2 separate regions of the Mus musculus genome follow, and region 2 is linked to region 1. A link is a loop called in an ENCODE intact Hi-C map of the cell type or tissue named here. Cell type or tissue: gastrocnemius. All regions are shown on one strand.

Region 1 (8,000 bases):
GAACACTAGACATTGAATTAATAAAGTTATTTTTTTACACCTTAATGTATGCCCTTGCATTATACAAAATATCTACTTATTTGTATTTTCCCCTGTTTTCATCCAGGTTTGGAAAAAGTTTTGTTTTTTATTGTTAGAATAATGTCTACCCTCGCTGAGGGTACTTAGAAAATTCTGGGCCCTTGGCTGATAAACATTGTAAAAGATAGCTCTCAATGGAAATATCATTTTCTACAATTTCCCCTATATCTGACCTTTTCACACCACAAGGAAGAAAACAATCGCCAAAATGGATGCTCTCAAAAAGGAAAAACACGTGTGTTTGTTTAGGACCACTGCTTGATCCAACTACAAAAGGAAACTGGCCACTACAGGGCCACGCACCCCCCTTCCAAAACAATCCATTCAGATTTCTGTTCAGATAGGAGACCTAAAGAGATAACTGCTCTAATTGACCTGGGCCCCTCTTGCTGCTCCACCCACACATGGAATCTGAATTGCTGCGTGGGGTACCGGGTGATCAACAACTGGGAAATGCAGGGGCCCGTGGGAGTTTGGCACCAGAGTCCGAGATGAAGGAACTGGCACAATTCCGCCTTTTTTTTTCTTTCTTTCTTTCTTTCCTCTCTCTCCCTTTTTTTCAAGACCATTCTTAACCTGTTCAACAGAGAGCCGGGTCCCAGACTCGCCCACTAAAACTGGATGCATCTCTCTCGCTGGCTCCCCCAACTGATCCCTAGCGTCTGGACCAGGAGAATGGACAGCCACCCATCCAGCCAAGTCTCTTCCGGGGATGGGGGGTGGGAGGGGTGCTCCGCACCACCACCAAACCCCAGACTGCATCATAGATATGGCCAGGGCCTGGGGACCCGCACACTTTCAACCTGCTGTCAGCTGTGCGTGACTCCTACCGCTATCGGTGCTGGCAAGCTAACGGGACTTGGAAGAGGAGGCCACGGGGACGCACCTTGGAGCCCAGGCCTCCGGCAGGAGCCACCCATCACCCATCGATTTCCCCAAGCAGAAGGGACATCTGGGAGTTCTGGCTCTTTCAAGGCAAATAAAGTTTTCACCTCTGTTTATTCTGACCAACCGAAGTTGCTCCACAGGATTCCCTTTTCCTCCCAGGCAAAATGAGGGGGGGGGGGGAAGCAGCCTAAGCCTTGCTCCCCTTCCCCGACGCTCATCACTCCCGCACTCGGGGGCGCAGAGCCCCGAACCCCCCGCAACTCCCTGCTCCTGCCTGGCCCTGATAGAAGCCGAAACCCCGGCGGCCCCGCCTTCCTCCAAGTAACGGGAACCAGTGCCGGCCGAGGAGGGCGCGAATGTCCCGTCTGTCCCCGCTCTCCCGCGTCCATCCCCAAGTTTACTGAGCACTCTCAACCTACGCTCCTCGATTGGCACCTCATCTCGCCCCAGGCGCAAGCGCCCTCCGGTGCTGGCACCCTGCAGGCAACCGGGCCAAGCCGGGGAGCAGCCGGGAGTGCCAAACGGCAACCAATCCGGGAAAGGGACACCTAGTTCGGGGTAGAGGCCTGCGTCTGCAAAGGGGAAAGCGGGAAGGAGCGCACAGAATCCCGGAGAGGAGAGGCCGGGATGCCCGTGTGGAGTGAGGAGACCCCGGGAGAAGGGGGCGGGAGGAAGCTTGCAGCTCACAGTGGGCGCCTCGGGGCGTCTGGGGGCCCAGGAGTCTCACAGCAGGGAAAGAGGCAAGAACCGCGCCTGGAAGACTGAAGGATGAAGAAGCAAGGGAACCTAGGCTTACATGGTAGTGGGCGCACAGGTGAGAAGGGGGATCTGCTCGCGGTGGCCGCTGCGGGGTATGTAGATCAGAGCCACCTCGGTCCCCTGAGTGGAGCCACCAAGGCTGGAGTCTTGGAGGACACCCATGGGCACCGAGACCACGGCGGGAAGGTTCCATGGGGCCGGGCCAGGATCTGGGGGTGACCAGTCTCTTACCTTGAAGGCCACGGGCAGGGTCTTGTTGCACCGCCAGTGCGAGGGCAGCACGGAGCACAGGAAGTTGGGACTGTCGGTGCGGACCAGTTCGGCCGGGTGGTCCGCGATGATCTCCACCATGGTGCGGTTGTCGTGCGGCGGCCTCAATCGGGGCACTGCGGCCGCCGCCGCTGCTGCCGCCGCCGCTGCCGCCGCTGCTGCTGCGGCCGCCTCCTGCTGCTGCTGCTGCTGCTGCTGTTGTTGCTGTTGCTGTTGTTGCTGCTGCTGTTGCTGCTGCTGCTGCTGCTGTTGCTGCTGCTGCGCAGCCACCACCGGGCTCACGTCGCTCATCTTGCCGGGCTGCAGGCTGCTGGAGGGGGGGCTGAAGCGCCGGCTGGTGCTCGGATCTACAGGAATACGCATCACAACAGCCACAAGTTAGCGAAGTGGCCGGGGGAGGGGGAGGAGGGTGGAAATGGGGGGCGAGGAGGAGGAAATCGAGGGGGTGGAGGCGAGACGGGGGCGGAAAGAGGATGGAGGTGACGGGACAGAGGAGGTGAGAAATCAAGTTCGAGGAAGCCGTGTGCCGGGCGGAGTCTGCTGGGGGCCGGCGACTGGAGACCGGACAGAGTCGGGGTAGCGGGTGGGGACACCCGAGAGGCGCGGATCTCCACCGGGAGGCTTGGGAGTCCCTGGCGGTGGCTGCAACGAGCGGGACGCGGGGGCGTGTTTGGCCCAGCCGCCGCAAGGGACTTGAAGTTAACAGCTTGCAGTAGGGGCCCCTTGGGGCACCGTGTCCTGGGTGCGCTGGCGCCCCGCTCCGGGTTCCAGTACGGTAGTGGAGCCCCGCAGGTTCAGCAGTCCATCTCGGCGGTGCGTGTGGCTCCTCGCTGTCCGCCACCGCCAAGCAGAGCGCGGCTGCCCAGCTCGCGGCGCCGTCGCTTGCCCGCGCCGCCTCCTCCGCCTCCTCCTCCGAGGCCGCTGCGCGCTCCCCGCGCCGGCAGCGCGCTCCGAGTCCTCCGGCCGCCGAGTCCTTCCTTTCCCCGGCTTCTCCTCTCGCCCTCTCCTTCGCCGCCGTCTAGCTCGCAGCCTCGTCTCTCCTGCTCTTTGCAAAGTGCCCCGGGCCCCCCTCGCGTTTCAAGGTGCCGGGAGGTAAGTGGGGGCGGGGGGAGAGCGGATCTCGGGGCGACAGATCTGGAGCCTGCGGATCGCAGCCGCTGCCGCCGCCCGCCGGCCGCTAGAAGCGCCGCTGCGCTCGCTCGGCGCCCGAAGCTGTAGGGAGGAGGTCCCCGCCTAGGACATCGCCGCCTGCGTCCTCGGCTCCCCACTTCACCCTCAGGACCGGGAACCACTTCTCGGTCTGACGACGCTAAAGCTGAGAAGCGGGAGAGCCTCAGGCTGCTCCGACTGGCGTTAATTTTTCGTTGTTAACTTCAGGAGAGGAGGAAGGGAAATTCTCAAGTCTCCACGTTGACTTCTGAGCACTCTTCACCCTGCCCCCAACCCCACCCCACATTGGTTGGGGCGGGGGGCAGGTTTTTACAGGCTTCGGGAGTGCCCCCCCTTAGGTGACACCAAAATGGGTGACAGGAGTGTTTGTCAAAATAGTTTTAGAAACTCTAACGGATGTCTGGACACTTTTCTTATATATTCCTTCTTGTCATTATTGGAGAATAAGGATGGGTTGCTTTTTTAATAAAAAGAACTAAAAAATGACAGCTTGGTAATTAAAATAAGTTGTAAGTTGATAAAATGCTTGCTGGGAAAGGGGGAATACACAGCGGTTATCCATTCATTTCCCAATCTTTTATTAAGTGTAGTCTTCGTCTCAGACTAAGTCTAGTGTCTAACTGTCTTTCTAGCCACTCCCCACTTTGGGGGGTTAAAAATAAAAAGTTTAAAAAAAAGTTCAGTAATTATTTATTTATGTTTTTGTTTCCCGGCGTTATGGGGGGAGGCGATTTTGGAATCCCCAAAAGATTGTGGTTGAGAGATGAAGGAGTGCGGGGAGCGGCAGCAGTTTTGTTTTTTTTTTGTTTGTTTTTTTTTTTTTTGTTTGTTTTTTTACCTAAAATGTGGTTTTTGGAGGCTGGGATTTCTAATGATTAGGTTTTTGTGGTTTATATAGACACGACTCAAACTGAGGCGATCATTATACTGATGGGAATCAGAAGCACGTGGGTGTCTCCGACCAGCCTCAAATTCTGAGCCTTCAAAACAAATCAAACAACGTGCGGCGGCGCCCACAGAAGCCGGGAAATCCGCCGGAGGCTGATACACCCCAAGAACCAGGCAGAAGCAATATCGGGCTGGCTCACCTCTCAGCGTGATGTTCTGTTATATGTCTTGCCTAACCTATTATTTTAAAACTTCCAACGCTTCCAAATAGAATCATTTTACCAAAATCCCCGGCGATTCGTAACAAGGTAGTTGACGCAACTGTGATTTGGTGAAATCAATGAAAAATTGGGAGTCGTCCCCTAGGAGGACTAAAGAAGAGGGCTAGCTGGGTAACATTTCTCACCATCCGTCTTATTTAAAGCTCTTCACGTAGCCATTAATTTGGGGCTTTTACTGCTGGGGTGCAAATGCCTTCCAAATTCAGCAAGGGACCTGTCATGACCCTCCCTAGCGCAGTTGCCACTCTCTGACCTTCCCTCCCCGCGCGCCCAGCAGGGCCCAGAAAAGGTACCCGGAGCGCGCAAAAGAGGTTGTTTGCGCCTCTTTGCAACTCGAGACTAGAAAATACAAAAAGTGGATCGCTGTGCTCAGATGGTCTGGGGACCCGTGCTCCTGTGCCTGAGAGGCGCTCTGGGGGTTGAGGAGTGGACAGAGTTGAGTGTGACTGCTTGCTCTCTCACAGGCTAGGGATGATACTGGGGAGCACTCCTGTGCCCTCCCCCTTTGAGTCACTGCTTCTGCCTCCCCTTTCTGCTTGCACCACTTACAACTATGCAAACCCCCCCCCCCCCCGCCGCCGCCGCCGCCGCCCACGTCCCATGTCGGTCTTTCCTTGTCTCTTGCTCTCTTTCCGGATTCTTCCACCAGTCCTCCCTCAGACTTGAGTCACCTCCCTGAGCCACTCAGTCTCCCTCTTCTTCCACTGCCCGCTCCTCTATGCCACTACCTGTGGCGCCCACATCTCCCACCCGACTTCCTCGTAGCTGGTGGCCTCTGTGTCCCTAGCGCTCACTCCCGATATACATTACAGGTGGAGCGAGTTACTGAGCTGTCTCCTAAGGGTGCTACTTTAAATATCTTTTTGATCACAGGGGAGAGCTCTAAGCCTGAATACTGCCTCACCGCGTGTGTGCGCTCCCTTGCACTAATCGCCCCAGCCATAGACGCCAGCCTAGAAAAGGAAGCCAGGCTTCCTAACCCATCTAAGAGAGAAACTGCACCCAAACTAACTTGTATCCTCGCAAATTCATAACCTGACGTCATGACTCAATTACATACCTACCCCTCCTGCCCTTAGTGGGACAGCTTTCTTTAGTGGCACAGCCCACAGAGATGGCTTGCTTTCATTGCCCCTCATTTTAAGTGTTGGGAACTGCAGAAGAGCAGAGAGTCCCCAGAAATCGATAGTGTCGATAGTGGGAGAGGGTATTTTGTTCTCCTCCCAGGAAACCCACAGAACAAGGGACTTCCACAAACTGACAGAACTGAGAAACGGCCCATGTTTCAAATAGGGGCTCCCAGAGTGGGGCTTTTTCCAACAAGAAACTCTACAGTCGTTTGAATATAAGAAATCCTATCTTGGGGACCTTTGCTTTCCCGCCATTGCTGTTTAGTTACCACCACTCCATGCTCCCCCTTTTTTACTTGATGCATAATGAGACATGCAGGCCTCAATGGTTGGGGATTTTAAGGGCAATTTAATCAATGGTGAGATTATTTATTTTAATTAATCATATCCGGTAATTCAGCTTTATAGCCTTGCTGGGCATCCTCCCTCCATTAAACATTTCAGTAGAACTAATGTAAGCAGCTCTTGGAAGTTCCCAGTCTTGGATCCCTTAAAATATCCTACAGTTATTTATAATGTGGAAATGAAATTTTCCACTGAATGCCCTACCAACGGCTCAGGTATCTGGATTTCAGTCTGCTTTCAAGAGCGCTCTTGCTCTCAGCTGGAACTGGCGTGGTCTTTGCTCTGAACATTAAACTTCAAGTAGGAAACATTTCCACAGCCCCTTCCCTCAAACTTCCCCTAGCAGTAAAAGCATAGGAAAAAAACGTGGGGGCTTTTGTGTATGCGTCCTTACTGCTGCCATGAAATGCTAAGTCTCTTAGATTTTTTTTTTCCTACGTGAAAATGTTCTAACCAAGGGCTGACTGAGAGTACAGCTCACTCAGTAAAGTGCTTACTGCAGGCACAGGAGGTCCTGAAGCCAGTGCCTAAGCCCCACTCACCCAGATATCAAAATAAGATGGTGTTTGAACCCTAGTGCTGGGAAGGCAAGCTAGGCTAATCCCTGGGACCTGCTGCCTAGACAGCCTAGCTGACTCAAGGGGCCCAGGCCAGTAAGAGCCTGCCTTAGAGGACAGGGTGGATTACATGTGAGGGATCACGCTAGAGGGTGACCTTTGGCCACTACAGGCATGCATCTACACACACACACACACACACACACACACACACACACACATCCTATACACATACACCCCAAACATACCCTATACTCACCCTACACATACACAAACCCCCTATATACATACCCTATGAATACACACCCTAAATACATTCCCTACGAATACACACCCTATATATACACATAACCTACACACCCCCTATACACACATACACACCTTACACACATCCTATATATACACCCTGCAACACATACACACACTTCTAAAAAAAAAAAAAAACACCCACTAGATTCCTCTGTACAAATATTCTTCTTTTCAGTTGTAGGTTACAGCACTAAAATAAATACATTTTTTCTGAAGATTTGACTACTGTGAAAGATACAAGCATAGCCCCTTCTTAATGTTAATATAACTGTTTTGTGATAACACCTGGCAACTTTCACTCTCCAAAGAAGGTGTGATGTTAAAACAGTCTCTTCTCTCTCTCTCTCTCTCTCTCTCTCTCTCTGTCTCTCTGTCTCTCTGTCTCTCTGTCTCTCTCTGTCTCTGTCTCTGTCTCTGTCTCTCTCTCCTTGCTTTCCCGTCCTAACTCCTTCCACATTATTTTATATACTTGTGATTTTCCTTTTTTTTTTTTCATGTTGAAAAGTCCTGTAAAATCTTAAATACCTTTCAGTGAACCAGCTGATAAAATAGGATGGCTACTGGAAAATTAGGACCACTGTGAGCTTTCTGCTCATGTGTGAATGTGTGTATGGAGGGGAGTGGGGATGGGATGGGTGTTGAAAGCAGAAAGGTCTTTGGAGAGTTTTCTTTGGGCTTTGATTGTATGAAGCTAGCCTAGAGGTCAGTGCTGTCACCCAACCAACAGTTATAGCAGAGCCCATAGACTAAATCTGGCCTAAAGTCTCTTTTTGGCTGGCCTATATGCTATGATGTTCATGCTAATGTGTATGCGTGTTTGTACATTCATGCATAAACCACGTGGCTACACGTGTGTGGATATGCATGGAGAGGCCCTCAGTTGATGTTGGGGAATCACCCTGGATTGCTCTCAAACCCACTAGCCAATTTGAACCGGGGATCCCCAGTCTTTGGAATCTGAACTCACATCCTCTCCTGCATGGCAAGACCTTTTAACCATTTTTACTTACTCATTCTATGTAGATTGGGCATTTTGTCTGCATGTGTGTCTTGCAATGCTTGAGTGCCTGGTACCTTCAGAAGCTAGAAGAGGGTCTTCCTGGCAACTGAAGTTGCAGATGGTGGTAAGCTGCCATGTGGATACTTGGGATTAGACCAAAGTCTTCTGGAAGAGCAGCCAGTGCTGTTAACTGTTGAGCCATCCTTCTAGGCACATTCTAACCACTAAGCCACCTTGGCAGCACAGATAGGATTTACTAGGTTCATTACTCACTTTCCATCCATAGCTCCAAAAGAAACACAAATGGGGCTGGTGGGATGGC
Region 2 (8,000 bases), 120 kb before region 1:
ACTTAGCTTTCTCCCAAGGCACAGCAAGTCACACACAGATTTCAAATGCACTGCTCAACTCAGGGTCTTTACTTGTTTACCTTACAGTCTCTATACTATTTATCCTTGAGGTCTCCACACCGGGAGAGTCACAAAGGGCTTTTACAGGCACCCTGTGGAAGCCACCTCAACTCTAGGCACAGGATCACTTGCCAGACTTTAAGGCTGGATCTTCATTGGTTCCCCACCACCACCACCACCACCTCCCTTTTTGTTTCTTATTACAGTCTAGGTATCTGAAGTGAAACTTTTACTAAATCAAACCAACTGGTTTTTCCTAACTCAGTGTAAAAATTAAATCCAAAGTAATAGGATTTATTAGTGTTCCCCTCTTGGTGGGGCTTCTTTGTTAGGAAAAATTGCATCAAGCAGATTCCCTTTACATAGTCTTTCTATTTCTTTTAACCTTTAAGAGAATTTAAAATCTTATTATAATCCTCATCTTAGTCACAGTGAAATTAAAGCAGATTTCAGTAATCTAACACTATCTCGCTTTTCTGGGGGTGTCGGGGAGAGTCTAGCCCTCAGAAATTCTCCCTTGAGTCATAAACTAGATAAGAAGGTATGGCGAGGGAAGGTGGAGGACGGGTTGGGGGGATGTGGTGGAGGGTGGAGGACCTTGACAGTCAGAGCCTTGATGAGTGACATAGGACCTGATTTAGGCCAGATACCCATAGCAACTTTGTTTAAGGGCTGATGCCTAGGGGAGACTGAGCTGGGAGATGCTCCCTGCTGGGTCCCTGTCCCTGCAGTGTGAGCTCTGGAGCCTTCAAAGATTAGAGGCAGAGATGGCTGCTCCACTAGCACTTCCACAAGCTATCAGCGGCTCCTTGGGAGCTACTTCTGCTGTCTAACTCCCGAAAGAGTGGCTAGAGACTTTGCCCGTAGAAACTAGTTTTCTGAAATGGATAAAACTCATAAGCTGTGATCTTGGGGTTCGCTATAATTTTCTAGAGTCGGCAGAATTACAACAAGCCCTTTTGGTACATCACTATTTCCGTGCTAAGTTTGTGGTGTCTTCTAAAGTCCCCCTCGCTGATTGGCTTGGAGTCTTCCGTCTGCCTTTGCTACAGGTTTTAGCTGTAAGAGAAAATGCTGGGCAAATCTTGAAGACCATAATTGTCCCTCGGCCTGATTTGTACTCAACACAGCTCGCTATGTGTCTTCAAAGGGTCTGTCAGAGGGTGGTAGTGTTTGTTAAAATGCACATTGCTTGTGATCTTCACCGTACGCTGGGATTTCAGTGTGTGAAATGCATTTGTCATACACAGTGACTGCTTAAAAGCAATGTAAGAGTTAATAAAACCTTCTGTCTCACAAACCAGAAGACAGTAGCCATAAGACAGTCCAGCCCAGCCCAGCCCAGCCCAGCCCTGCCCAGCCCTGCCCTGCCCAGCCCAGCCCAGCCCTGCCCAGCCCTGCCCAGCCCAGCCCAGCCCTGCCCCGCCCAGCCCAGCCCAGCCCAGCCCAGCCCAGCCCAGCAATTGTGAAAAGTCTCACCTGCCTGGCTCTTCTTACTGAGAGAGGAAGGCCAGAGGCAGAAGTCAGAGGTGGCAGTGTCATCATCTGGAAAATGAGGGGACGAACTCTAAGTTCCCTTCCAGCTCTAGGACTGGCATCTGGTCTACATCATTAATTCCAAGGCAGGAGGAGAAACAAGGGCCTTGGGGGTGGTGGGGGTGGGGGGGTCCCATCCCTCACTAGTGCCTTCCCAGGATCCCCAGGCCCATTTGCAGAAGGTGGACAGCAAATGAGCCGCCTCCAACACCAGAAGCAAACACTTTCAAGATGACAGACTAAAACGCATGCAGCCAGGCACTCTGTAGTCTGCTTCTTATAAACCCCCTTTCCTTCCTTGACTGGCCTCTCCCTCACCCGTCCCATCCCCCTAAATGAAATTCTGACAAGCTCAAGTTTTAGAAGGTGGAAATAATAATGAGACAGTGGCAGACTCAGACATAGGAGCAGATGAGAGTACCCACCTCCCTTCCCTGTGTTTATAGGCTGCCTCAAACAAGACCCCAAGCAGAGGCCACAGGTGGTCCTCAGCAGCCCTCTTGCCCCACAGCATCTAGGTGACCTAATAGATATAGGCAGGCCCCTTCCATGTGCATTAAGTTCAATACCCAGGGCGTGTGAAGAAAGCCAGAATAGCCGGGGTAATTTAAAACGGAAAGAAGTCACACTTGGAACATCAACATTCACCCTTCCAGGAAGCACAGACTTCACACACAGATAGACACGTTGCTTTTTTTTTTTTTAAGGCTTCTAACGTGTATTTATTTTCCCTTAAAACTATGTTTTAAGAATAATTAACATTCCATATGGTTTCACTTATTTTGATGCAGAAATCTCATTAAAAGTCTTTATGAGAGGACCCTGCTAGTAAACTCTGATATGGCTTTGTACTTCTTACCACACACCTCTGTTTTAGCTGCTACATTTTGCTGATGTTTTGATTACTCAGCGGAATATGCCAAGATCGTTATAGCTTTGGGGTTGAGAAACGTTACCTAACACAAACTGATGGTCATTTTTCAGTGAAAGAGCTCTGGTTGGGTTCGTTTATCTCAATGGAAACAAGGGGATACGTGTCACTTCCAGTCATTTGAGACTGTGATGTGTTGAGGATCAACTTCTTAAATGACTGAACTAAAGTAGATCTGAAAGGGATTATAAGAGACTTTTGTAATCGATGGACATCCGCATTTTCTGGAATTTGCTCAGTCATTTTAGGCTAACGAGCATTATTTCTGAAGTAGACTGCAGTGTATTTAGGCACAAAGAAATAATGAGAGATTGTCATGTGTGGTGGGCAGGTGGGGGGTGGATCCTAATAGAAACCTGTTTGTTTATAATCATTGTTTCAGAAGAGCGAAATGCAGCTACGTTTTCTCTCCCTGAACGGGTCTTCATGTGAACCTGTAATCGGGCTGTAAAAAAGCTGCAGTGTGTCAGACCTCCTCCTGTTTGGATGTTATTGACAATGACACTATTCCTTTCTGTTACAGCCACAACACTTTAAAAAAAAAAAAAAAAAAAAAGAACCGATACTGAATTGTCTATGGAAAATGTCAATCCGACTTGTTAAAAAAAAATACCCATAAGATAAAACCCCAGGAGAGTTCTAGAGGTGCTTGTATGCCATCTACTTTGTATATGCAAATGCACCTCTATCTACTTTGTATATGCAAAAGTACCTCCATCTAATTTGTATATGCAAATATGCCTCTGTCTAATTTGTATATGCAAATCCACCCCAACCTCACCCACACCCATACCCAGCTCCAAAGACAAGCCTGTAATCTCAGGGCAACCCAAAGCCATCCTAAAGCTCCTAGCTACTGAATAAGTCAAGCCAAGGCCATTCTCTTTGCTGTTGCCCATGGATGATCTTGTCCCCGTACAAGGTACGTTAAACTGTGCTGAAAAAATGGAAGCTGCCAGGAAATAGAGGGTTCAACCATCCACGTGAGATCTTCTGGTTCTAATGCTTTTAAAATTAACCTGTTATGGGAGGACATGACCTGTAATCCCAGGACCAAGGGGATTAAGATAGGACTATGGCATCTTCAAGACCAACCTCTAAGACATGGTGAGCTCCAGGCTAGTTGGGGCTTCTGGGCTAAGATCCCTATCTCAAAACAAAATCAAAGTTTCAAAATGGCATCTGGCTGTGCCTGGGGGCTGGCGGGAGTTAGTGAAACCCCAAGAGGATGCTAGTTTGACTCAACATGGAGACAAGAGTGACGCTGTACAGTAAATTTGAAAAACCATGACAGGGAGAGGACTGTGACACTTTGGTGAATTTTTGGATAAATTAAAAATGACTACCACAAAACTGTGTACTTATCACGCTTTCTGCTATGTCCCCTGATTTCCCATGGACCTCCCTCTGCTGGTCAGGCACTGATGGGAGATTCTAATGGACTGTCATCTAATCTACATTTGACAACTAGGGAGGCTGAAGCCCAGAGGAGAGCCATGCACACAGTGAAGGAGGTAGAGCCAGTATGCAGCCACCCTTTGGTTTCTAGGAGAGGACAGGCAGTCTGCATTATCCTTTACCCTCAGAATATGATTGAACTCACCACATCCTCCTCCCATTCTTCTCACTAGATCTGTCTAAATGGAAAGGACTTACGTAGACTCTTTTGGTATCTCAGTGTCACCCCAGTGATAATTACTAGTTTGGGGGAACCCTCTTAACCTCCACTTTGGCGACACTGTCGATCTAATCTGATAAAACAGTTAGCAACCAGTTTCAGTTGCTCAGGGTACAAGAAGGATGGGGGTCGGGGTCAAGGGGTCAAGGTCAAGAGCTCCGTTCTCCTGGCTTCCTACAGATGTGCTTCATTCCAAAGCTGCAGTCTCCAGTCCCAGCCACAGCTGGACAGCTTGCAAACAAATGTAGCTGCCATAAGGAAGAACTGAAAGAGCCTTGCTCGGGAAGCAGTAGTAGCAGCAGCAGCAGCCGCCTCTCGAGCTCTGAGACATACTGGGAAGAATACATTAATAAAATGCCCGTGAGGTCCAAATTAAAACAAAGCCAATGTTAAAAGTAAGGACACTCTGCCTCTCTCCCTGCAAGGTCTGTAAGAGGAAAGGGGCCAGACAGACTCTCTACCTAGTCGGGTTTCTGGGAGTCTTCAGAGAAGGGGGGAAGTATGTGAGCCCAGGCAAGGGGGATACAAGTGAGCCTCTGGCTCTTCAAGCTTCCAATCCTTACCGTAGGTCTTTCATTCACTGCTACTTACCCTGAATCATGTCTGTCTCCCAATTAAAGACAGCTGTTGAAGGCATAGATCTCTCATCAGAGCTTGCTAATGGGAATAATCAGACTTTCTTTCTTTTTTAATAAAAAGGTATTTAATTTATTCCTCTCTCTCTCTCTCTGTGTGTGTGTGTGTGTGTGTGTGTGTGTGTGTGTGTGTGACTGTGTGTCTGTGTGTGTCTGTATATTCTATACATGTATGGGTACCCATAAAGGCAGAAAGGATTAGCATGGAACCATCTCTCTGGTCCCTCTCCCCTTTTTGGACTACAGGGGATGGAACCTACAATCTCAGGCATGCTAGACTACCTTGTGAGCTCCAGCCCACTGCTAATAATCTGCATTTCCAAGCCCTATCTTTAATCTGCCCTATCTTTAAGACACCGTTATCATTTAGGATACCTTTACTAAACAATGGTTGCCTGACCACAGGCAAGGAGGTCTTTATAACAAAAGGAACCTGGAATGTAAGGATAATGGAGGAAGTACTTGTCTGTAAAGGGCACCGGCTGGGGAACTGGGCACGGTTAGCTTCCCCACCAAATACTTAGTAGAATGACCCAGCAGGAGGAGGCAGGGGCTGAAGAAATGCAGAGCCTTGAGTCTAGCTGAACCTACACTGGCACACCCAGAGCCCATGCTTGCCTGTGAGGACATCACTGCTCAGCACGAAAAGCCAGCAGATCTGGCAGCGAGGCGTTAACTTCAGCGCTATGTTAGGTCTGGCTACACGGCAAATCTCAAATAAAGCTCATGAACTTTTTTTTATTATTATTATTAGCGTGAGACATCCTTCCTGGGAACACAGACCACACAAGACCTACTCGGGGCTGCTGTCTTCTGGTAGTGCGCAGGCTTCTTCCGCTTCAACGCTTTGGCTGCCTCATTCCAACTGCCTGCTTACATAATAGCCTCCTATTTCAGTTCCCTTCCAACAGCGCTCATTTCCTACGCCACTGGTCTGAGCCCTTGCTGGAGACTGGGCTGACTTATTATTATTAGCTGTTTCTTGGTCTGCTCGCTCCAACTAGAGTCAGCTTTGCAAGACGGAGGATTTACTTTCCTCTTACATCCCTCCCAGAACCCGATGCAACTGTAAGGGCTTCGAATGCGAAAAATATGTGGGCGGTTGGAGGAAAAAAAAAAAAAAACAAAGCAAGTAAATGAATGAACGTAAGCATCATCAGCAAGGCATCTCAGTGACAGGGCCCGGGGGCCACAACACAGACACAGCACAGGCATCAGGAGCGCCGGGGGAGCTGGGGAGATGGCTCAGCAGTTAAAGCATTCGCTGTAACTCCAGTCCAAGGGGATCAGATACACCCTGGCCTTAAGGGCACCTGTGCAGATATAATATAATGCATACAAACTCACCCCATAGTCATGCGATTTACATATAAATGGAATTAATAAAGACTTCCCTTTTTTAAAAAACAAAACAAAACAAAAAAACAAAACAAAACAAAAGTGCAGGTGGCTCAGGTCTGTTGTCTCAGGACTCCAGAGGCTGAGGCATACAGATCACTATGCGATTAGGTCCAGAGGAGACAACATAGTGAATTTGAGGCCAGCTTAGGTTGGCTACATAGGAAGATGTCTTAACAACAAAAGTCAAATACTGTAGAAAAAGATGCATTAAGCAATGTTGACATGAAATCTAAAGTGTAGGTTGAGTACACTGCACACCTAAGTCCGTGCTAAATGCTCTTTTTAATGGGCACAAAGATGTTCTCAGCCCTCAGCAAGTCACCTGACCTCAGACTTCAGAGCACCCATCCAGCAACATCTGCCACTAAGAAACAGATGTCCCTGTTTTATTAGCATCCTGTCCCTTCCTTCCTGACACCCACTCTACCTAAGAGCCAGTGAGCACTGGCAAGACCTTGGGGAAGAGATGAACAGGGAAGTGGGGAGAAGCAGAGCAGACGTGTGCCCTTCCACACAGCTGGTACACTTGTCCCTGCCCAAGAGCCTGCGGCATCACTGCCATTAAAGTCATGGGGTTTCTTTGGAGTCAGTAAGGTAATGGGGGAGTAAACTTGAATCTCTCTGAACATCTGCACTTGTATGAACAGCCAGCATTTCAGAGTCATTGATCATCATTAATGGGGCTGGGATGTAGCGCCACGGTACAAGCACTTGCCTAGCTTGCAAAAAGACCCCACCTTCCATAGCTAAAACTGGAAGAAGAGGAAAGGAAAGAAGAGCTAAAGAGAATGAAACATAGATAATTTTGACAGTTAAGACACAAGAGTCTATGAGTCCATGAGGGTCAGGGACAACAGGGACTCCAAAGTGTCCTCCGGTCACAGACCCAACATCTCCCCTCTCCATCCCCTTCCCCTCTCCTCTGCCACCTGATAAGACAGAAAGTGGTGGTGGGAAGGGCACCTGATGAGACTCAGCAGGGCTACTGTGCTAAGGTGGGACGACAAGGAACCTTTGTATGCATGCACAGTTGGTTTCTACATAGCCTGTCCTGTTCCTCCGGATGTGGATGCTTCCTGTGGATGGTCACAAACTTGGGGCTCTCGGCTAAGTTTGACTGTGGCTACCCCACACAGGGTTCCCAGAGCAAGGAAAGCAAGCACCAACTGAAGAACTCATGACCACGAGCAGAACGCCCACCTCCCATGGTGTATAAATCTGTACTACTTCCTTATCATGCATACCTGGGATATTTGTGTCCATAAATACTACCAAGCCATTTAAATGAAAACATGGACATTGGCATTAATGTTGTTTTTAGATAGATATTTTTACTTCGTAATTTTAAAAAGAGCAGATTAACATAGCCATAGTGGAAATCAGTTTGGAGGCTTCTTTAAAAAACAAGCAAAACAAAACTCCTAAAAACAGAACAACCATATGACCCAACTACTTTTCTCTCCCCTTGGTGTATACCCAGAGAATTCCATATCTTGCTATACTCCGTGTTAATTGTTGCCTTATTCACTAGAGGAGAGAGCTGGAATCAACCTTAGTTGTCCCTCCACAAGTGACTGGATAATGAAAATCGGATATATATGAAATGTAGATAGATATAGATATCACATTTAATATATATAGGAATACTACTTAACATATATAGAATAATATATATACATACACACACATTTTTATATATTACATAATGGAATACTACTTAGCTCTAAAAAGTGAAATTTAAAATTTGCAAGAAAATGGA

The links. Hi-C counts contacts between places; a loop is a spot of excess contacts. Peaks named below come from ENCODE experiments on the same cell type or tissue, not always from the same donor. Only the 100,000 strongest peaks of a DNase experiment are listed, where the experiment ranks them.
Region 2: it touches region 1 in a loop (2.4-fold over the local background); 5 of 42 quality-filtered maps call a loop at or near these places.

What each region holds. Positions count from the first base shown.
Region 1 is chr17:44,733,274-44,741,273 of GRCm38, forward strand. Runx2 (runt related transcription factor 2) reads right to left here and starts at 3,375. Exons shown (of 7, transcript NM_001145920.2): 1 at 1,960-3,375. The coding sequence starts at 2,361. RefSeq lists a promoter at 3,130-7,423 and a cis regulatory region at 4,266-4,274. In gastrocnemius, a CTCF peak has its summit at 3,167; DNase peaks (open chromatin) are centred at 873, 1,423, 1,921, 2,941 and 2 more places; H3K4me3 peaks cover 4,455 bases; H3K27ac peaks cover 2,347 bases.
Region 2 is chr17:44,608,489-44,616,488 of GRCm38, forward strand. Runx2 (runt related transcription factor 2) reads right to left here. Exons shown (of 7, transcript NM_001145920.2): 6 at 1,540-1,605. Among named protein-coding and RNA genes, the nearest start is that of Runx2os3, 51 kb to the left of the region's middle. In gastrocnemius, no CTCF peak of the experiment used is centred here; DNase peaks (open chromatin) are centred at 4,369, 5,692 and 6,015; H3K4me3 peaks cover 1,040 bases; H3K27ac peaks cover 1,566 bases.